Linked DNA regions of Homo sapiens: region 2 is linked to region 1. Evidence: read pairs that join two places in POLR2A ChIA-PET (ENCODE). Cell type or tissue: HepG2. All regions are shown on one strand. Each heading gives the region's core, and the rest is flanking DNA. Links, peaks and the distances in the headings are about the cores only. Region 1 has its middle 39 kb from the start of ASAP2. Region 2 overlaps ASAP2 (ArfGAP with SH3 domain, ankyrin repeat and PH domain 2).

What was found. Peaks named below come from ENCODE experiments on the same cell type or tissue, not always from the same donor. Only the 100,000 strongest peaks of a DNase experiment are listed, where the experiment ranks them.
Region 2: POLR2A ChIA-PET joins it to region 1 with 6 read pairs; 2 of 35 experiments call an interaction of 5 or more read pairs at or near these places.

Annotation. Positions count from the first base shown.
Region 1 is chr2:9,166,723-9,169,632 of GRCh38, reverse strand. No RefSeq gene overlaps it. Among named protein-coding and RNA genes, the nearest start is that of ASAP2, 39 kb to the left of the region's middle. In HepG2, for the core only: no CTCF peak of the experiment used is centred there; a DNase peak (open chromatin) is centred at 1,342; H3K27me3 peaks cover 44 bases.
Region 2 is chr2:9,379,900-9,382,809 of GRCh38, reverse strand. ASAP2 (ArfGAP with SH3 domain, ankyrin repeat and PH domain 2) reads right to left here. Exons shown (of 28, transcript NM_003887.3): 20 at 2,002-2,069. Among named protein-coding and RNA genes, the nearest start is that of ITGB1BP1, 42 kb to the left of the region's middle. In HepG2, for the core only: no CTCF peak of the experiment used is centred there; DNase peaks (open chromatin) are centred at 1,319 and 1,669.

The DNA.
Region 1 (2,910 bases), core at 130-2,629:
ACCGAGATTGTGATGAAAGTGACCTCTGGTTGTTCTCACTGGTCATTATACGCTAATTATAATGATTAGCATGCTAAGAGACACTCCCACCAACACCACCACAGTTTACAAAAGCCGTGGCAATATGAGGAAGTTACCCTATATGGTCTAAAAGGGGGAGGAACCCTCAGTTCCGGGAATTGCCCATCCTTTTCCTGGAAAACTCATGAATAATCCACCCCTTGTTTAGCATATAATCAAGAAATAATCATAAAAAATAGGCAACCATCAGCCCTCAGGGGCTGCTCTGCCTATGGAGTAGCCATTCTTTTGTTCCTTTACTTTCTTAATAAACTTGCTTTGACTTTATGGATTTGCCTAGAATTCTTTCTTGCACGAGAATCCAAGAACTCTCCCTTGGGGTCTGGATGGGGACCCCTTTCCAGTAACATCTCCTCAAATGCTCTTCTGCCCCTTGCGCTCCTCCCGCCTCCTCCCCAGCTGCTGCCTTAGGCACCTGGCCTGCAGCATCAAGACTGTCCTTCCAGGGCTCCTCAGCCACTCATTCTTCTCACTGACTGCAGGGGGGACTGTTTCTCTAACCCCAGGAGACCTTGCTGAGTTGGCAGAAAGGGACTGGCTCCTGACAGCATCAGCAAGAGAACTTCCCTCTGGAAACAAAACACACCCATTTCCATGGTGTGTCCTGTTTTTTCTATTCTGAAGAGGCAGCGCCAAACCCTATGGAGAACAGCGAAATGCATTCTTTGAACTTCTGCTTTTAAGCATTTAATGCCCACCACAAGTGGGTTTCACCATCACTTAAGGAGAAGATTAAAGAAAGTACTTCAACAACTAACTTATGGCCTAGATGCAAATAACTTGTTTGTTGAGCAGGAATTTCTGGTGGTCTGGGCTGGCCAAACTCCTGATTTCTATCCAGATGCTTAGATCATGGTCTTGGGGTGTCGAGTATCTTGACATTCCTAGACAAAAATCAGCTCAAGAAAAATGTCTTAAGGTAAAGAGAATGCTCAGAATTTCCACCTCTCTGGCTATCTCATGGGAAAATAAATAGCCTAGATTAAATATGAAAAGCATATTTCCTTCAGTGTCATAAGAGTCATCAGAGTGATCTCTTTAGATTTTTCAAATGTTGGTCAACTCATGGGGAACTATGTAAAGTGTTGCATGTGCTGGTATTTTGGAAGTCAAAGTTGACAGCACAATCCAGAGAATGCGGTCCTTCCAGTGACTTTGCGGCTAATGATGTGCTGAGTGACACAGGCTGGAAGGCACTGACCTGCTGTTGCGCTGAATATTGACAGAGGGTCAGTGGACAGAGCTGAAAGCACAGCGCTGGGATGAATGGCTCCTGCTCTGCAAACAGACACTGTTGATAAAAGGGAGGCAGAACCGCAAGTGGCTGACAGCTTTCATTAAACCCTAGAGCTGGAAGCAGACTGAAAGGTGACTGTGTCCTCAGGGCACTGGTGTTTAGTGACTTTCCCAAAGTCTGGCCAGAGACTTTTCACTTTATGGATTTGCCTTGAATTCTTTCTTGCACAACATCCAAGAACGCTCTCTTGGGGTCTGGATGGGGACCCCTTTCAGGTAACACCTCCTCACCTGCTTTTTTGCCTCTTGCGCTCCTCCCTGCCTGCCCCTCAGCTGCTGCCCTAGGCTTTGCAGCAGAGCCACGGTGAGAACTGGACCTGCTGCCTCGCCCTGGGCACCCAGCTCTGGATGTTGATTGGCTCCTTAGTTATCAACAGCCAGCTGTGCCCAGGCAGGCTATACAAGGTCACAAAGGTTAAATAGGCCATGGAGGAAGCACGGCAGAGGCTCGGGTCCTTTTCCTGACTAACTGTCCCACGTCCTTGATTCGTGGCCCCTGGGAAGTCAGTCACCAGGCAGAGGGATGCTCTAGCTGACATTAAGATGAATGGATTGACCACTAACTCATCGTGTGGCTTCGGGCAAATCACATCACCTCTCCAAGTCTCAGGTTCTTTATCTGTAAATGAAAACACTGGTTGAAGATGTTGCTCCAGACATCCAACCCTTGCTTTCACAAGGAATGCAGTTTTCCTTATAGCTGTGCCGTTGACCTTCCTCCACATGCAAACCGAGAAGGGTGTGTGTGACAACCCATGTCCTAGCCCTGTTTTCCGAAGCTTCGGGTGTCACACATTGTGGAATTCTCAGGGCAAAAGGCACTTGTCTTTTGTTTTTCTGTGCTATGCAGTGTCTTTAGCATGGAGAGGAGTCTCTTCACTAGATAGTGGGCGAGGGCTACCTGTCTTCTGTGTTCTATCATCCCCGACTTCCCCACCTTGCCCTGCCCCATTTGAATCTTAAAATGCCGTAAGTGCAGCTGACCCGAGGGCCAGGGGAGAAATAGCTACACGAGCCCAAACCAGAAGCAGCTGGGATCTGTCTGCTGGGCTGTGATTCATGCCAGCAGTGTAGGATGGGGACTCAGGAGAGCTGGGTTCTAGTTTGTTTCTGTTGCTTCCTCATCTGAGCAAGGCTCTCCGCCCAGCTGAGCTTCATTCTCCCTCTGAAACCTCAGAAGAATCAGCTCTCTGGATGCCCAGGTCTTGGGCCTCCTGTCCCTCAGATCCCTTTGCGGCTCTTCCCTCTCTTCCGGGTCACAGAGTGGGCCTGAGGCCTGCAGGCGGGGTACCCAGGCTCAGCATTCCCTGGCTTCTGGAGGCTCTTGGCCAGTGGGAAGCTCTGGGAGGAGACAGAAGGAGTAAGAAGGTGGAAGCCCGGCTACTTCTCCCTCGGCTCTGCCTCCAACTGCAGCTGGGCAGGCCTGCCATGGCCCCAGTATCTACCACATGACCCCAGCCCTGGGCTCAGCTGATGTCACCTCTCACCTAGGGTGACAGTGGCTTCCTGCTGTTGCCTCACTGTCTGCCTGCC
Region 2 (2,910 bases), core at 324-2,823, 210 kb before region 1:
GGTCGGGGGAGAACCCCACACCTTTGGTCACAGCAGTCTGCTTCTGTATTGCTTGTTGTGACAACAGTGTAACCGTACAGAAAAAACAGGGCTAGAGTTTTCCCCAAAACAACAGGCAAAGGATATTTGAGATCTAAAGGATGCTGATCAGCCTGCAAGTATCCATACTCCATATGGGAGAAAGCTCAACCCCAGGAGAATGAATGTGCTCATTCACTGTAAACCCAGCCTTTTCAACCAGGATGAGAGAATTAAACGCTGTAGAAAATGATCTGTGTGGCTATTTTCTCAGTTCTCTCAAGGAAGGTAGATAGCTAGTTCCGTTCTACATGTGCAGAAGAGAAGTTAATTCGTTACACACTATGGGTGTCTCAGGACCTCAGGGCTTAATTTCCCCCATAACCAGATAGTAGCTACATGACCCTGGCCAAGTCACTTAACTTTCCTGTGCCTGTGTCCTCATCTGTAAAATGAGGACAACAGCAGAAACTATGTCATAAGGTAGCTATGAAGATTAAATGAGACAGGTCAGGTGTGGTGGCTCACGCCTATAATCCCAGCACTTTGGGAGGCCAAGGCGGGTGGATTGCTTGAGGTCAGGAGTTCAAGACCAGCCTGACCAATATGGTGAAACCCCGTCTCTATTAAAAATATAAAAATTAGCTGGGCGTGGTGGCAGGTGCCTGTAATCCGAGTTACTCAGGAGGCTGAGGCAGAAGAATTGCTTAAACCTGGGAGGCGGAGGTTGCAGTGAACAGAGATCATGTCACTGCACTCCAGCCTGGGTGACAGAGTAAGACTCCATCTCAAAAAAAAAAAAAAAAAAAAAGATTAAATGAGCTCGTGGATGTACAGTGCTTAGAAAGAGGACCTGTTACTTATCTTACACTTGTATAGCATTTATTATTAATAGTTCTTTTTTTTCTCCCCCAGGCTGGTGCGCATTGGCATAATCATGGCTCACTGTAGTCTTGAACTCCTAAGCTCAAGTCCATTCTCCCACCTCAACTTCCCCAGTAGCTGGGACTGCAGGTGCGTGCCACCACACCCAGCTAATTCGAAACGTTTTTGTGGAGATGGCGTGTTGCTCTGTTGCCCAGGCTGGAGTGCAGTGACACCATTATGGCTCACTGTAGCTTTGAACTCCTGGTCTCAAAGTGATCCTCCTACCTTAGCCTCCTGGGTAACTGGGGCTACAGGCATGCTCCACCATGCGTTGCTAGTTTTTAAATCATTTGCAGAGACAGAGTCTCACTATGTTGCCAGGCTGATCTCGAATTCCTGGCCTCAAGCCATCATCCCCTGCCTTAGCCTCCCAAAGCTTTGGGATTACAAGGCGTGAGTCACTGTGCCTGGCCTTAATCTATTTACTGAGCGCTGTGTGTCAACTGCTTTACAGCATTTGATAATAATTCTCACAACAACCTTATATACTGGTATAACTGACTGCACTGTAGAAATAAGGAAACAGCCTAAGAGAGTTTCCTTCCCAAGCCAAGCTGGGGAGCCCCCGGCAAGGCCAGGGCTGCCTGGCCTGGTGGGCTCTTTCTACTGTCTACATTGTCTTTTCTTCCAGAACAGGAAAAGATGGTATTGAGCAACCCACATGATCTGGGGCTGAGGAACAAAGAAAGGAGGTTGGCCTTGATGTCCTGCAAAGTAGCAAGTAAACAGCTTACGGAGGCCAGAGAGCAGGCCCTTGTGGTGGCCTCGGGCCTCTGTTCCAGTTGTCCCACCACAGCAGTGATGTTACCAACACGGCCAACCAGCAAACACTGACTCACACCCCAAGTCTCACTGCGAGGGGTGGGTCCCCCTAGGTTTCCCTGTAGACTCCCTAGCATACCTTCTCCAAGGCAGGCTGATTCTCGGCTCATCCCATCAGAAACACTGAGCTCTGCTCAGGACACTGGTTCACAGCAAACCCTGCCCAAGGAGGACAGGCTTGGCTCCCTGTCCCGTGACAGGTGCCCCACCCCGTCCTTGTGGTGGGAGACTCACCAGCTCCTCACAGTGCTCGTGCTTGAGGCGCTTGGCAATGTCCAGCGGAGTCTCTCCTGACTCGTTTGCTAAAATTCAAGGGCGAGCAAAGGAGGCGTTAAGGCAAAACCCAGCAAAGGCCTGACATCCAGGACAATTTTTAAAAGGAACAGAAAGGCAGCACTAAATTAAATTGGGCCTGGTTAATGAAATCCACAGTGAGTTTGACCTAGTCGAGGCTGAATGTATCTTGTAATTGTATAGAACTACAGCTAAATACAGAAGGTAAAACTTTAAAAGATGAAGTTTGAACTAATCAAGAAACTAAAACTGGCCAGGCGCAGTGGCTCACGCCTGTAATCCCAGCACTTTGGGAGGCAGAGGTGGGTGGATCATTTGAGGTCAGGAGTTCGAGACCAGCCTGGCCAACATGGTGAAACCCCGTCTCTACTAAAAATATAAAGATTAGCCAGGCGTGGTGGCACATGCCTGTGGTCCCAGCTACTCAGGAGGCTGAGGCAGAAGAATCGCTTGAACCTGGGAGGCAGAGGTTGCAGTGAGCCGAGATTGTGCCACTGCACTCTAGCCTTGGTGACAGAGCGAGACTCTGCCTCAAAAAAAACAAAAAACAAAAACAAAAACAAAAACTGTTGAAGCAGCCACCTAATTAAAATCCACATCCAAACTGTAACTCATTGAATAAAGCGATTCATCATAAACCTCTAACGAAAAGCACTGCTCACCTATTTCCATGCACTGCAATATAACAAACTTTTAAACCTTCTCTCAAGCAGTCTATAAACCCTGAAAGTATATACTTTATTTATTTTTTTTTTTTTGAGATGGAGTCTTGCTCTGTTGCCAGGCTGGAGTGCAATGGTGCAATCTCAGCTCACTGCAACCTCCGCCTCCCGGGTTCAAGTGATTCTC